Regions from separate parts of the Mus musculus genome. Here region 2 is linked to region 1. Evidence: chromatin loops called from intact Hi-C (ENCODE). Cell type or tissue: left cerebral cortex. All regions are shown on one strand.

What was found. Hi-C counts contacts between places; a loop is a spot of excess contacts. Peaks named below come from ENCODE experiments on the same cell type or tissue, not always from the same donor. Only the 100,000 strongest peaks of a DNase experiment are listed, where the experiment ranks them.
Region 2: it touches region 1 in a loop (2.8-fold over the local background); 2 of 42 quality-filtered maps call a loop at or near these places.

The regions. Positions count from the first base shown.
Region 1 is chr1:154,467,915-154,475,914 of GRCm38, reverse strand. It overlaps Cacna1e (calcium channel, voltage-dependent, R type, alpha 1E subunit), which reads left to right. Exons shown (of 47, transcript NM_009782.3): 19 at 2,002-2,058; 20 at 3,202-3,855; 21 at 4,264-4,577; 22 at 6,807-6,969. Among named protein-coding and RNA genes, the nearest start is that of Gm30465, 210 kb to the right of the region's middle. In left cerebral cortex, no CTCF peak of the experiment used is centred here; DNase peaks (open chromatin) are centred at 823, 2,217, 2,461 and 3,241; H3K27ac peaks cover 195 bases.
Region 2 is chr1:154,725,117-154,733,116 of GRCm38, reverse strand. Cacna1e (calcium channel, voltage-dependent, R type, alpha 1E subunit) reads left to right here and starts at 7,197. Exons shown (of 47, transcript NM_009782.3): 1 at 7,197-7,466. The coding sequence starts at 7,198. In left cerebral cortex, CTCF peaks have their summits at 3,349 (motif pointing right) and 6,112; DNase peaks (open chromatin) are centred at 7,170, 7,266, 7,516, 7,931 and 4 more places; H3K4me3 peaks cover 2,316 bases; H3K27ac peaks cover 2,620 bases.

The DNA.
Region 1 (8,000 bases):
AGTAGGAACTATTTATGGAATGGAAGAATGAATGAAATATGGGTAGGCACAGGGCTGTGGGAACCAAGCAGTGAACACCAGTGCAGAGTGAAGGTGACGCAGATGCTGCAAGCATCCTCAAGAAGATGACACCAAGAACTTGGGTTGCTGTCCACATGGTAATGTGGTGTTTATTGTTGCTATGGGTAACCACAAGGGATGCATGCCTTGCTCAGGTGTGCAGCTCATTCAACTGATTTCTGGTAAGCACATAACCTTGGAAAGAACATTATCACAAACCCAAGCATTCCACTGTTAGCCTTAATTCTGTCAAAAAGATGCTCCGTGGCGTTAAAGAGGACCTCTTAGTTCCGCAGAGCCTCTGTTTCCCCACGTTTGGAATGAGAAGGACAACTGTTCTTTCTGCTTCACAAGGCTATTGTGGGATATATACCAGATCACATGCATATGAGTTGAAGTTAGTGGCTACTTGTCTGTGTGGTTTGAGGGTATGAGCGCAAATTTGGGATGTTACCTACATGAATAGAGAGGTAAAAATCAAGTGTTAAGTATGTGTCTGGCTGTATGAAAAAGATTAGTTTCTCTTTTGCTTGAAATGTGTGTGTGTGTGTGTGTGTGTGTCTCAGAGAGAGAGAGAGAGAGAGAGAGAGAGAGAGAGAGAGAGAGAGAGAGAGAGAGAGAGAGAGAGAGAGAATCCCTCTATATACTTACACATGCTCCTCGAGGGCTGGTGTTTTGCATACTCAAGAATTTGCAAGTAGATCATATGATGTGCCTGTCCCAGTGGGTATGCATGCTGCCTGTCTAGAGTGTATGCTTCTATTTCTATATGTTACCAATGTTTCTAGCCCCCCACCCTGCCCCGTGCCTGCTATAGTATAGGCTGCTGATGCTGAGAGATATGGATTTTGCCAAGGAGCTCACAACATCTCTATAATGGTGTCTTTATCAATGAGTGCTTGTGTGTACACATGTACATTTGTACTTCTTCCAGATACCCCCAAAGAGAACATAGACTGGCTGCCTCTGCTTCCTCAGACTGGCCCCTTCTATAAGGCTTCTTTCCAAGTGCATGAGTTATAGCAGTTGAGCAGAGCTCATTAGCCTGGCATGTTCTACACTGATGGGGGTCTTCTCAAACAAAGAACATCATTTACCTATTTTCCACACCCAACAGGGCTCACTGGGCTGAACCCGGGTTCTCTATCTCAAAGGCTAGAGCAAGTTCTCAGCTAGATTGCCCTCCACCCTAGCTTTGACCCTGTGCTGCCACACTCATTTCTACTCTTGCAACGCTCATCTATCCTGCTACTTTTACCTTCCCTCGAGAGTGTATTTGAATGGATGCAATGCATATGTAGAAGTAATATTTCTTTACACCAGTCTTAGAAAATCAATTCTGTGTTTTCCCCCAGAGGAATAGAGCAAACCTTAAAGGCTTCGCCCTTGGGGAATCATTCACATCCTCTAAAGTGTGGCTCTGTGGCCTCTGAAGTGTGACCTTGTCCTTAGCCTTGGGTTGCTCTATAGCCTCACTGGTGTGCATGACAGAGCATTTGTTTCCTCCGTGGTCCATAAAATTGAGCCGGGATCTGCCATACAGTGATGACCTTAGGAGTCAATCTTGTGTGGATATCCTTGGTCACCCTTGACATGGTGGGGAAGGGGTACTTGTCAAAGCAGGACTCCAGAGGGGGCAGTATGAACTCACTGCAGCATGCTGTGAAGCATTGGAAGGTCTATTTTACACGAAATAGTCTATCCTCTGGGACTTTGCATGTGTGCTTCAAGAATGAGATCTGGGTATTTGCATATAGCAAGGACTCAGAAGCCACCGTGGGAGCACTCGAGGTGGGGGTGTCTACAGGGGGCAAAGAGGTGCATGGAAGCCCCATGGACATGCAAAAAAGACTCTGGCTTCCCTCTGGACATCTGGTGGCTGTGGGGCTTGTGGTTCCTATAGGTTGGGGTGGACTGAACCTGTTCGTTTTTCTTCCCCAGAAGAGACAGAAGGAGAAGACACCACATGTCGATGTGGGAGCCACGCAGCAGCCACCTGTATGTGTGTACCGGTCTGCGTGTCTGGGAGTGGTCCTGTGTGTGGGCATGGGGATGATGTGGTTTTGTCCTTACCATGGACAAAGTGATACCAAGTGTAAATGTCAGTGTGTGCCTTGGTGTGTGGGTGTGTATGCGTGTTTCCTGCACATCTGTGAACGTGCCCCACTCTGCACCTTTCAGTGCGCTTCTATCAGTGTCTAAAGTATGTGACAAGTGTGTTGTTTGCTCTCGTGTCGGGCCTGCGAGTGGGCACGTGTTCACATTGGCAATTAGTGTTGGTGGGTGTTCTGTTACATCTCTGTGTGGGCCTCCATGAAGGTGTGTGTGGGCCCATGTGCATATCTCTTTAACAGTTGGTGGGTGTGTACCCACGGGCATGTGAGGGAAGGAGTGGGTGTCTGCCCTTCCAGCTGAGGAGCCCACGCCTGCGTTCTGTGTGTCATGTTTGTGTGTTCCTGCTGCCTTGTGAATGCTCATTGGGCCTCTGAGCTGAAATGCTCCACAGTTAGTTGGGGCGTCGACTGCTGGTGGTCTCTGAATATAGTCTTTTGTGGGTTTCATTAGCTGTTGCTTTAGGAGCCCACAATCTCCCTACCTTTCCTGGGATGCTGCCATTGTTAGAATATAGTGGCTGCTTGCCATGGTCAGTATCTTTGTTGGTCTCTGAATATGGTGCATCTCAGCCCCTGATATTCCAGGCTAAAATCTGGATGGAAAGAGGAGGAGAATTTCTGACCTTGAAGGAAGGGTCATTTGTGGGTACATAAGAGACCCCAGCTGATACCCTTAATCAAAGGAGTACTGGGGAGGGATGGCTGGTGAGTCTTTTTACTGCTCGCTGGTCTTGGGGACACTAGGCTCAGTCTTGGGCTGACCCATCCTTACCAAATGGCTATTGCACTGTAGAGGCAGGGACTGAAGTGAAAGATACCCTATACAGGACTTGGAGGTACTGGTCTGACAACTTTCTTCTGTGTAGCCACTCTGCCCCTGGCATCTCTGTGCTTCTTGTCTGAGATCCTCCCATTAGCTCCTTCATCATGACCCCTGCTCACCATGGCCCCTGTAAAGCTGCCATCTCTGACTTCTACATGTGCTACCAGGTTCTAACTGCAGCCCTTGCCCTTTCTTCTTTGTCAGGAGGGAGCGGAGGCGCCGGCACCACATGTCTGTGTGGGAACAACGCACCAGCCAGCTGAGGAGGCACATGCAAATGTCTAGCCAAGAAGCCCTCAACAAAGAGGAGGCCCCGCCAATGAACCCCCTCAATCCACTCAACCCACTGAGTCCTCTCAACCCCCTCAATGCTCACCCCAGCCTTTATCGGAGGCCCAGGCCCATTGAGGGCCTAGCCCTAGGTCTGGGTCTTGAAAAGTGTGAAGAAGAACGCATCAGTCGTGGGGGCTCCCTCAAGGGGGACATAGGGGGCCTGACTAGCGCCCTGGACAACCAGAGGAGCCCCTTGTCCTTGGGCAAACGGGAGCCACCGTGGCTGCCTAGATCCTGTCATGGAAACTGTGACCCAATCCAGCAGGAGGCTGGGGGAGGAGAGACTGTGGTGACTTTTGAGGACCGGGCCAGGCACAGGCAGAGTCAGAGGCGAAGCCGGCATCGCCGAGTCAGGACTGAGGGCAAGGACTCTGCCTCTGCATCCCGAAGCAGGTCTGCCAGCCAGGAGCGGAGTCTGGATGAAGGGGTGTCCGTTGAGGGGGAGAAGGAACATGAGCCTCACAGCAGCCACAGGAGCAAAGAGCCGACCATCCACGAAGAGGAGAGAACCCAGGACTTAAGGAGGTAAAGGAGTCCCAGGAGGGCACTGAAGAGATGTAGTTCAGGTTTCTGTGAGGAATTCTGTGATGGAAACCTATATGGGCCTCCGTTTTCCCTTTTATAAGATAGAGATGATGCCTAAACACCATCTAAAAGTCACGGCTTAATTTAACAGGCAACCTAACCCCTGCGGAAACAATGTTCTATTCCAGAGCAGCTCGGCTGAGAGTGGAGCCTGGATAGATGGATAGATGGGAATCAGTCAGTGAGCATGGCCCATGAGTGTTTGCCTCACTGTGTCTGGATGCAGATGGAAGATAGAATATGCTGTCAGGCCTGCTCCTGTTCCTTCTCCCTTTCCTTTTAGCCAGGTGCATCCGCCACTCTAGAACAGCTTCTGAAACATAACCATCTCTTGGTCTTTATTCTCAGGACCAACAGTCTGATGGTCCCCAGGGGCTCTGGACTGGTAGGGGCTCTTGATGAAGCAGAAACACCTCTAGTCCAGCCCCAACCTGAGCTGGAAGTGGGGAAGGATGCAGCTCTGACAGAGCAGGAGGCTGAAGGCAGCAGTGAACAAGCCCTTCTTGGGGACGTACAGCTGGATGTGGGCCGGGGCATTAGCCAGAGTGAACCGGATCTCTCCTGCATGACAGCCAACATGGACAAGGCTACCACGGAGAGCACCAGTGTCACGGTCGCCATCCCTGATGTGGACCCCTTGGTGGACTCGACAGTGGTGAACAGTGAGCACAGTCCCTGTTCTGTCACCCCCTCCCACCCAACTGGAGCTGAAGACAGCTGGCTCTGGGGCCCCTCTACTAAAGCTCTAACAAATAATAGAAAGGCACTCCAACAGGACTAAAACATTTTTCACAGTCTTGAGACAGTGTTCTCCTACAGAGTTAGACTTCCCGCAACTGTATTTTTTTTTTTATCCTGTAGAACTTGGTCCTATGAGTCTTCAAAGTGGTTACATGTGAGCTTATAGGCAGTTGCGTCCTGGTGTAACCAGATGGCATCCTTGTGACCTCTGGGAGAACTAGGAGATATCCTGGGGTAGACTAGCAGATAGGTGTTGCTATGGTTACTGTTCTGCTCTAAAGGCCTGCATCTTTGGAGGCCTCGGTGCCACCTATAATAGATTCCCCTGAGATCATCCCTGCGCTAACATTTCCTGACTCTATTATTCCTATCAATTCTCTCTCTCTCCTAGGAGCTCTCAGTCACACTTTCCCATCAAGACTCTTTCATGCAGAGGTTAATCTCGAAACACTGACAGAAAACTCAAGGGGAAAGCATTTAACCTACTACCTTACTGGGCCAGTACCCACCTTTTCCTGGACCACATTTCTCTCTTGCATTCATGTTATCCCTGTCCTCACCCTGACCACATATTCCATGATGACATCAATCCTATGTCCAGTTCCTGTATTGCCTTACCCTAATCACTGCCTTGTACCTAATCTCTGCCCCAGCCCTAAATCCCTTCCCTGCTTTAATCCCATTCCTCATTCTGACTTGAACCCTGCACCTCTTCCCTTTTTACTCATTCCCTTTATTCTTATCCCCACATGTCACCCTTGCATTAATCCCACACCCTATAATCTGCCCCCTACCCTATCCTTGCATTCATCCACAGGCTATCCCTGCCCCTACACCCATCTCTGCATTAATCTCGCTGCTGTCCTGTGATCACAGGTTATGGTCATGGGGTTCTATCAGTGTGTGTTTTCCTTCTCTTTCCATCTTCTGTCCTGTGACAGTCTCCTCGTCTCCCTTTCTGCCTCTCTACCTCTGCTTCCCTTCCACTCTTGCTTCAAATCATCTGCCCTCTGAAACAACAGATCAGCTTTAAAAAATTGTAAATCTCCCATGCCCCGTGCTTGCTGGGGTGGACTGGGGCATGTTTCAGGATTGCAGGTCCACAGTCACTTTTAATGTCTGTCTGATTTTGTACTTTTATAAAATAAGAAGTGCTTTGGAGCCTCTTTTTATAAGAAACAACATTAGCTTCACCATCTCTCTGTTTTCACGCTAGGGCTGGTGTGGATCCTGCATCACAGTACAGTATGCGATAGGAAGATTTTAGGTACTTAGCTATTAGAAGGTCCCAACATGGGCCAGGACCATAAAGGTACCATGAGTCTCAGGGTAGTGCCACTTCTTGGCCATAGGGACGTGGGGGTGGGGTGGTTCCCCAGGCTTTCTCTCCACACTGACAGCTTTCTTCCCCCCCACCTCCTACTTGAGCACAGAAACAGAAAGTAGCCACCTGACATTGCTACGTGACCCCTGTCTGCTTCTTCCCCCCCAGCACTGGAACGCAGTCACAGGCATATATTCACATGAATATTACATTTCCATTTCTATATTCATCGTGCTGGAGAAGGTACAGCCAGAGAAGCCGTATGCCGAGAGTAATGGTTTCTTGAAATCTTCCACTGCAGAGATCTTCTGAAGGTGTATAGGATTTCAGATTAGCTGTATGACCTTAGGGAAGGCATGTAGACTCTGAACTTCAGGTGTTTTGTGTTTTTTTTTAATCTGTATAATAGGAATAATAGTGTATACCACTTAGGTGTGGTTAATATGAAAATTAAAGTTCAGTGGATGAGCTGAAAAAGAATGTGGAGTCGAGACATAATTTCTGAATTGTGAAAGCTTGGTAGCTGCAGTGGTGTGCTGTTTCCGACACTACAAAAGTCCAGCAATAAAAGGGAAGCTATGGTTCTTACTTCTATGACACAAAAGGCTGTAGTATGTAACGTGGGTATGGGTAGGGATAAGAAGTGGAAGACTTGAGGTAGTCCTCCTCTGGGGAGGAGTCCTCATTTGGAGGACTGATGCTGTCAGGGTACCTTCCCAGATCATCTTTGGCATCCCCTTCCTATCCTATCCATTCTGTTCCCAACTGAAATGAAAAAGCACACCTGTCTGCGGGTTTCTGAAGATTAAAACCTTTCTGCTTGCAGTTAGCAACAAGACGGATGGAGAAGCCAGTCCCTTGAAGGAGGCAGAGACTAAAGAGGAAGAAGAAGAGGTAGAGAAGAAGAAGAAGCAGAAGAAGGAGAAGCGAGAGACTGGAAAAGCCATGGTGCCCCATAGCTCTATGTTCATCTTCAGCACCACTAACCCGTGAGCTATGCTCCTGTTGCATCCCACTATGGTACTAGGAGAGAGAGCCAGTATTTGAGCCAGACTGGGATGATGGAGAGGAAGTAGGGAGCCCTGTTATCTTCCTGAGTCCTCCTGGCAGAGAGTAGCTAGAAAGGGAAATATTTGGAGCCCAATAAGTAAGGTAGGGCATTAAGTTGAACAGCCTCTCATCTCTGTGTCCATAGTTCCCACGGTAACTAAAGACAGAATACAGGAGAAATATCACAGGAAAAGACCCTTCCTTGCTCTTTGATCAGCAGTTAGAATAAGGAAAATGAAGGCAGTCTCCTTGAGGATGTCTACAGATATTCTAGAAGAGGAAACACTATGGACCCTAAGATGGTCAAACATCTACTGGAGTTTAAAGGTTTGATACCTCTGTTCTGCATATGGAGTTTTGGAAAGAGTTTCCTCTCCCAGGGCAGAGGTAGAGGAATGAAGAAGGTGTGTTAGAGAAGAATCTAGAATGTTAGGTTCAAGAAATATGGAACTAAGAAAAGGGTGTGAGCCTTGTGCCCTATAATTGGCATATAGATTGGCTTCTGAGACAGGAAAGCGACCTTCTGTGGCCATGTGGGCAGGGTTCAGGCACATCTGTGGGATGGGAGGAAGCCGGGTTAAGATGCCAGATCATCAAAAGTTGTAGTATAGAATAAAGATATTTCCATCAGAATAATCAGGAAGCCATAGAAACATCCTCATCAGGGCATTTGTTTCTTGTGTTTCTTGGTTCTTTATGATTTCCTAGGCAGGTCCTGGTTTCATTGCTTAAGGGAGAAGACACCAAGATGCATCAGAGGACATCACATGCCGCTGGGGATTGCGTAGTCTCACGTGGCTGTTCCTCACGGCTCACTCATGTGTGCAGATAATGAATCTTGGCTTTCGTGACATAGCCTCTAACCAATCTGATTACCTTTCTCCACCAGGGCCTGGAATCAAGGGGTGGTGCTTGAGAAATTAAATTGCTCTCCCTGGTGGCTTCCTTTGTCAAGGGCCTGGCTAGCTGG
Region 2 (8,000 bases), 260 kb before region 1:
TGTCCTTCACAGGTGTACATTTCAAAACTGCCCTCGAGTCCGTATCATGTGGAGATGCCTTATTCACTCCGATTATTTTATACCGAGTGGGTGCAACCAGCCGCTCAGTGTAGGAGAGGCTGGGGGAGAGAGGGTGCAGTGATGGACAGCTGGTGACTTAATCTGCTGTTGGTTCCCACCCAGAGGGCACCAAGAGAGGCACGATGGGTAAACAGTCTTTTGGTCTCAGGCTCCTCCTAAGGCTCGGCTTCAGCTGTAAGCTGCTTTCTCTGCTCTGGGAGCATAACCTTCAAGAGAATCCTTCAGAAAGGGGAGCTAGCTAGACAGGCGTGGCAGTTGCAGCGTCCACACTGAACCCTTCCCTTCCTAGGCACCCCCTTACTTGTTCTGGCATCTAACACAGTACCAGGTACACAGACTGCACTCATTATATATTTGTAGAATGGATGAATCAATCTAAGCCCAAGTAGGCTGAGTGAGCTTTGCAGAATGTGGGCTCCATTGATGTGTTTCCTGAAACAAGAGGCCAAGAGGGTGGGGTGAGGGGGGCGGGCTGCTTCGGTTAGTGGTTCCTACTCTCTGATCACCCTCAGTAGCAGGCACAGGAGCTCTGCTGAGTCTCTCTCACTTACCTTGACCTTGGCAGAGCAGCACAAGTGGTCCTCTAGGTGAGGAGGCGAGGAGGGCAGAGATGGGGCCAAGATCCAGTCTTTCCAGTCAAAGGCTCTAAATCGCTGCCGTTGACTTTCCAAATGGCAGTTAACATCTAGTAGGTCAACATATTTGCTTGTTCATTCAGGCTGAACAGTGATCTCATTTGATGCCAAAAAAAAAAAAAAAGGATTAAAGAAGTGAGGCTACATCTCTGTGATTCCAGACACGGGGCATGCAAATAGAAATGCAGGTGGCATAGTCGACCCCATGTATCTTGTATGTAGTTTCCAGCCGGAGCTCTCATATGGTGGGTTGTCCTCCCAGGCTACAATACTGGGGCATCATGGACTGATTGCTTTCACTGGTTGCCTCCATTTGAAAGGACTGTCTTCTTCTTAGTCTCTTTCTGTGCACTCCATGTCCTATTTCTAGGAGAGAGCCTTTCAGGAAACGGTCTCCACTGTTTATCCTTTAAACTCTATGTTCTTAGAGTTCTTAGACCATTTCTAGTTTATCTTTGAGCTCCAGAAGTCCAAGAGAAATGTCCAGCACATGAAAAGGGCTTTATGAATATGTGCCAAGTGGTTTATGAATTCATGAATCAGTAAACATCCAGCCCTCTCAAGTAGCATGGGCCTTTGGATTTCTGATACTGCCCCAGTCTTGCCCTTTTCTTTTCTCTTTCTGCTGGGTATTGAACCAAGGGCTGTGTACATGCTGGATAAGCACTCTGCCACTGGGCCACATCCCCATCCTTGAGTTTGGGAGATAGGGCTCACTGTGTATCCCAGACTGATCTCAAAGTGGGAATCTGATTGCCTCCCTTTTCCCGAGTGCTGGAATTACAGGTATATAACACCACACCTAGCTTTATTCCTTTTTTGACCATATCTTAGGCACTTATATGTTTCTACTCCCCAATCTACCCCCAGCCCTCAAACCAAAGCCATTCAATGACTGTATTCTGTCCTTTCTGAAACAGAAAGCTACCCATTAGTCACAAGGTGCCTGTTGTGTGTTATCCCACTTTCAGTGACATAGACAAGACATGGGAAAGACACTTACACAGCACTTACTGTGTGATAGGTGCCACTCCAAGAGCTATATACAGATCAACGAACACTCTTTCATAACAGTCTATTGGTATGGTGTATTCTTATTTAATCCCCTGGGAGACTCTTAACTTAACTTCATGCCTTTCTTCTGCAATACTAACCTCATGTCTGTGACCTAACTCTTAAGCAAGGAAGACATTGTTTGACATACATCACCTTAACAGCAGCCACTGCAATAAGGAATCTGAGGCTTATTATTATCAGGAGAGCTGACTGCTGTTTCCCAGCTCTCTGTCACTGGAAAAGTCCCTTACTTTCTGGGCCTCAGATAACAAATAGAATATGTCTCACATCTCTGCAGCAAAGAAGCAGTAAGATGTCCTTAGTGCTGTTATTACTGAAGAGGTGTTGAGTTACCATTAAGTGATAGGTTCAAAAATTCCTTTGGGCAAGTTCCAGCTGTTTGATCAACTGATAGGTACTGGTATTCTGTGGTTCCTTAAACCCAGGTCTGCGAGATGCTCGTTCCAGGGCTGGACATTGTTATATAAGGATGTGAAATTCCATTTTCCGCCAGAGTCAAGGCTGTGCGGTGCTGTGAATGCCAGCAGCCTCCCGAGATGTCTGCATTTCCATCCTGCTCTTCTGCTCCGCTGTGCATTTGCACAAGGTTTCCTGCCAACTTTGTCTTAGGAACCCACTCCCAAGCCCTCTCTGCATTATGTTCCTTAGAGCACTGTTTTGCATAAGAGTCTATTTCTTGGAAAAGCTCAATAAGGAGAAAATAGAACAAAGGGGCCTCTGATAGTTTAAGCACAAGCCACCCGAGTGTAATTGGCAAGGCAGAGTGATCAGGATTGGTGGGAGGGGAACATGTCTTCAGCCAAGGCCCAGATTTTCAGATTCCTCAATGAGTGGCTAAAATCTTATATGAAGAGGGCCCAAAGCCTGTGAGGTCTGGAAAGATCTTTGTGAATGAATGGGGTAGATTCTCAACTCACCACTCTGTATGCCTTGGCATGTGCTCCACGGCCTGCCTGGTCTGGGGATACTGAAATGGCTTTGCCTCCCTTCTCTTACATACGAGGCTGAAAATACTCCTGTCAGTCTTCCTCGATCTTGTCTGACAGTTGAATTGTTCACAGGAGTATCAGGGATACAGGAAAAAGGATTCTGAAATGTAATAATCTGTATATGTTCAATAATCTGGGAAAGTTTTTCAGTGGCTTCCTCTGCTCCTATTGAATTCTGAGTCTGCAGATCACAGCTTGCAGGGAAACATGCAGAACATTTGGCTGCTACATCCTGAGCATCCCTCACCCCCGATCTCTCTCTCTCTCTCTCTCTCTCCTCCTCACCCCTCTGCTCCTCCCTCCCGTGTGTGTGTGTGTGTGTGTGTGTGTGTGTGTGTGTGTGTGTTGGTAACCTTGTGCCCAATAAGGGGGTATGAACTTCTTGGGAGCTGTGAGAGGAATTGCTGGTAGTGTGAAATGGAGGGTGTAGATCTCGACAAAGTTCCACTGAGAGTGGCATAGAGCTGGTGACTGATTTAGGACTTCTGAGCTCTCAAGGTTGGTTCCTGAGGTACTGTATTGCTAAGTACTTGTACTCAGAGTGCTGTCTCAGGAGTGACCAGTAGATGGTGCTCTGGCAACAGGGAAATAAGACTTCTGGCTCCCTGAGGCTGAGAAAAGGGTTTTCCAAGGGTTTTAAAACTGGTTTCCAGAGTTCTGATCAGTTGCTGCTTCTCCACACTTCCATTTGTGGTCTTTAAGAGAACAGTAAAACCAGGGGGAAACATACTTACCAGATTTCCATACAAGGATCATGATGGCAATGTTCTGGCCACTCCTGATAGTTCCCTTTAGTGTGGTTCCTGGAATATTTAGGCACCGGTCAGAATTCATCTTGAGAGTAGGAGGCAGGGCATCCACAGGCTTAGCATCATTGTGTCTCCACTTGATGATATACACGTTGCAATTATGTAGCATGGCTATTAGAAACTGAAAATCAGATCCATTAGATGTTTACACTCTGCCTTTTATCAGATCGGAACCAACACCTCATGACTCCGAAGCTCTGCTGTTCTGTGGTCTGAATCAGCACCTTAATTCACGCTCCTCTGGGCTGTGAGGGCTATAGTAGTGCCCTGCTGTAGGGCTTATGTACACTGGTAGCTATAACAATCGCTGGTGCAATTTAATCTTTAAAACGGTATCCACCTGACAAGTTGCAAAGTGAAGAGAAGGAAGCCAGTATAGAGACCCAGAGGTCTTAAAGCTCTCAAAGCTGTGACATTCAGGTTGAAGGGGAAAAGAGAAGAACACGCCTCAGCTTTGCTGCCCTTAAACCAAGCCCCCTTCTAAACCTACTGATGCCATAATATTTTCCCTGGCCCTCTGGGACTGCTTCTCCAAGAATCCTAATGAACTCTACCACAGAGCCATTCCTGCTCCCGAGTAAACTCTGCCTAGATGTTGGTAAAGCCTGCTCCGTGGGAATGCAGGAAGGCTAGGCTCAGCCCCATGAGGTCCCAGTGTGGCCAGTGTATTGTCTTGCATATTCTAGGCTTCTAAAGAATTCAGCAGTCACAGGACTCACAGAGTATGGAAGAAAGAGGAACCCGAATCAGTACTAGATTTTGGCTTACTGGGTAAAGAGACAAGGCAGGAGTCCTTAGTCTTTCTCGGAAGTACTTGTGGAAGGTAAAAGGCTAGTGTGCCCTGTTTAGCAAACAGACACAGAGGCATGATGAGGAAGGTGTTATGTCTCATCCTTGAAGTGAGCTTTAGAGCAGAGCTTGCTAGGCTATACAATCTCGTGGAAGTTATGAAAGACACATCATTTATGTCATCATCCATATGGCTCATTATTTAATCCCCAATGTCTAAAATAGTGTCTGTTGTGGGGAATGTACGCAAATATATTTGCTAAATGAATGGTTTGTATGGCTCCTCTGCTATGGAAGATCAGATTTTTTTTAGTCCCGTGAAGTTTACAGAGCTCTGAGATAGCCACTCTGTCTAGGTGACCATCTAGTGAGACTTCACAGCCACCTTCCTTTACTCTGTCTCCTAATAAGCTCCTCGGCAAAGTGAGATCACAATAACAGGTGGCACTGGCACACTTCCAGCCGAGATTTGATCTGAAATGATCTCCGATGAATCCCAGGGTCAACACTCGCTTCCTGAGGGCAGGGGTGATTGCAAGGCATCCCTGTGTTGAGGCCATTTCTTTGCATTTCTTGTACACAGACCCTTTTCTGTCACACACACCTACACACTCAACATTCTCATACAACAGACATGTATCAGTGCACACACATAGACACTCACAGACACATACAAGTAGGAATACACGTGCCCAACACCCAGACACCACTTTATCTCTTAATCAGTTAATTTCACACACTGCCTTTCAGGCCTGCCGAGGTGGCGCTGCCCTCATGGTGACTTCCAACACTGGGGCTTTGGTTTGCCTTTGCTTACGTCTTCAGCCAGCCCTTGCCCTCAGCGCTTCCTTCGCTTCCGTAGAAAGGTTATGGATACAACTATGTGTTGAAGCCAAGGGTGAACATAAGTCAAGGAAAGTATGTTCCAGACAGTGCAGATGATGGGAGGGGACAGGGATAGACTGTCCACGGAGTCTCCTGTAGGCAAGGACTAGATTGTTAAACACAGAGCTTCTTTCTCTGGACTACATGTCCTCCCTCTGCAGCTCAGACACTTTTTTTTTTAAAATGACATAGGTTTGAGAAGATCAATGGACCTTGGTTGAAAGTAAAAGGTGGTGGTGGGTGGGAAACCCCCTTTGTTAGGATTTTGAGGGCACTTTGCTTAGGCTCTCTGTCTGGGGATTGGAATATCTGGGCCACCTGCCAGGAGGAAAGTGGAACCCAATCTAGAAGGCTGCTTTGTAAGGTCCCTTAGGGTCCATAGGACAGAAGGTCCCAGAGAAGCAGAGGTACTTCTCTATGAGGTCTGTTAAGTGTTGGTTTAGGAAGAGGGCACTCTCTTTGCCCTGGGGATCCCTGTTGATGGTAGTGGAACCTAGGAGATCCAAAGCAGAGGCTACAAGATCCTAGGGTGGGGTGCACAAGTCCCTACTCTCCACTAGAGCAGTGGCGAGCAGAACCCTATGCAGAGTATGGAAAGAGGCACAGCCCTGAGTACCCTTCCTAGGACCAAAGAGAGTGTTCCTGGACAGGTCTTTGATCTGTTGCAGAGAGTCTGCAGGCATCACCAGCTTCAGTGGGCCTCTCTTTTCCATCTCCTGAGGGAACCGCGACTCTTCCTTGGACCCTTGCCTAGGTAGCCTTCAGTCAAACGAATTCACAAGCCAAACCAGCCTCACCACGCTGGACTCTGAGAGCCCCGCCCCCGCGTCTCTCTCGGATCCTTGGCCACCTTGCTGCGCTGCTGCGCTGTGCTCCTCAACCTGCCCTTAAGCATCGTCTCTGCTCTCTGTAGCCAGGAAGGCCGGGAGGAGAAAGAGCTGGTCTTTGGTGAGGAAGTTCGGTATGTGGATTAAGTCCTATGCCCTGCCATCACTAGCTAGGCTGACTGCAACCTGTTCCTCACTGCGACCGCCCGCCCGCTCGCTCGCTCGCTCTCCCACCCTCTTCCCGGCGCAGCCGCGGATCGCTGTTGCATGCTGATCCTGGGAGGCGGCGGCGGCGGCGGCAGCGGCGAGCGCTCTGGGCGGATGCTGGCACTTGGGCTTCGCTGCTCTCTGGTTGCTGCTCAACTTCTACCCCAAAAGCAGGAGCTGTGAAGTCATTTGCCCCTCTCCGGCTGGTTCGACTTCTCATCTTCATTTTTCGGGCGATGCGGTTTACGCAGGAACCTTAGTACCGCTCTCCCCCCCACCTCCATCTCCCTCTCTCCAACCTTTGGATGCATCTCCGCTGGCAGATTTAAAGAGCCAAGTCTTGGCTGTGGAATTTCTTAGATGGACTTGCAGGGGCTGGCGTTCTAAAGCATGTCACCGTAGCTGGCCCTTGTCTTTTTTTCTTTTCATTTTTTTCAAAGTTCTTTTGTTTTCATTTCCTTCTTCCTCTCTACCCCTCACCCCGACCAATAAATCAGCAAACTGTTACCTAGCGGACCAGTGCCTGCCTTTCTCTCAGCCAGGTGGTACGTGTGCCAGAAGAGGAGCTATGTTTGAGGACCGACCTTCTCCACCCCTCTCCGGTCCCTGAACACCACCCCACGCTGGCATTTTGGGGGAAAATATTCCCTCTAGAAGCCCTACCCCCTTCTTCTTCTTCTTCTTCTTTTTTTTTCTTGAGGAATGGAGCTTCGCAGAGGTTGCCTTTAGATTCAACAGTTCAGAGCAGGGCTGAAGAGCCTGCAGGGGTCCCCAGAGGCGGTGGTCCCTGCGCCTGTGTGGATAAGGCTCTGAGCCTGCCTGTGTCTTTTCTGCCTCTTGTTGTGTGCGGGTGTTCGGCGATCACCTTTGTGTGTCTTCTGTCTGTTTAAACTTCAGGATGGCTCGCTTCGGGGAGGCGGTGGTCGTTGGCAGGCCAGGCTCAGGCGATGGAGACTCGGACCAGAGCAGGAACCGACAAGGAACCCCCGTCCCGGCCTCGGGGCCGGCGGCCGCCTACAAGCAGTCAAAAGCGCAGAGGGCGCGGACTATGGCTTTGTACAACCCCATACCAGTCCGGCAGAACTGTTTCACGGTCAACAGATCCCTGTTCATCTTCGGAGAAGATAACATTGTCAGGAAATACGCCAAGAAGCTCATCGATTGGCCATATCCTTTCTTACCCACCATGACTTCCCTCTCCCCCTTTGCATTCCATCGGGTGAGGGGGGGCACCTAGCATGGAATCTATTCCCCACCCCTTCCTGGTGCCAAAATTTGCCCCTTTGCTCAAGTGCACCCTACCTTGTTGCATTCACGGGGCAAGCCTGATGCCCCGGAGACCTATTTGGGCAGTAGTGGTTTTCAAGGTAAGACTTTTGGTTTTGGGGATTATTTTCCATGTGGAAATCTCTAAGTGTACTTAGGTGCCTGGTGTGGAGACATCTGCCTCTTTCTGGGCTTTGTCTGTTTCTTGGCCACCCCCAAAGTCCTAACCCTTTCAGAAGCTGCACTCCATGTGGTTTGGCTTACCTCAAATCTCAAGGATTCTTTCATAATCAGTTCTCTCTTTTCCACCACTTAAGCCAGTCCCTCTGCTCCCATTCCTACCAGCTGGGAAGACACTTGCACTGTCTGCCAGCAGAGAAGTTGAGGTTCTGGGAGGGATTTGCCAGATGAGAAGCTCCAAAGAGTAGACCCATG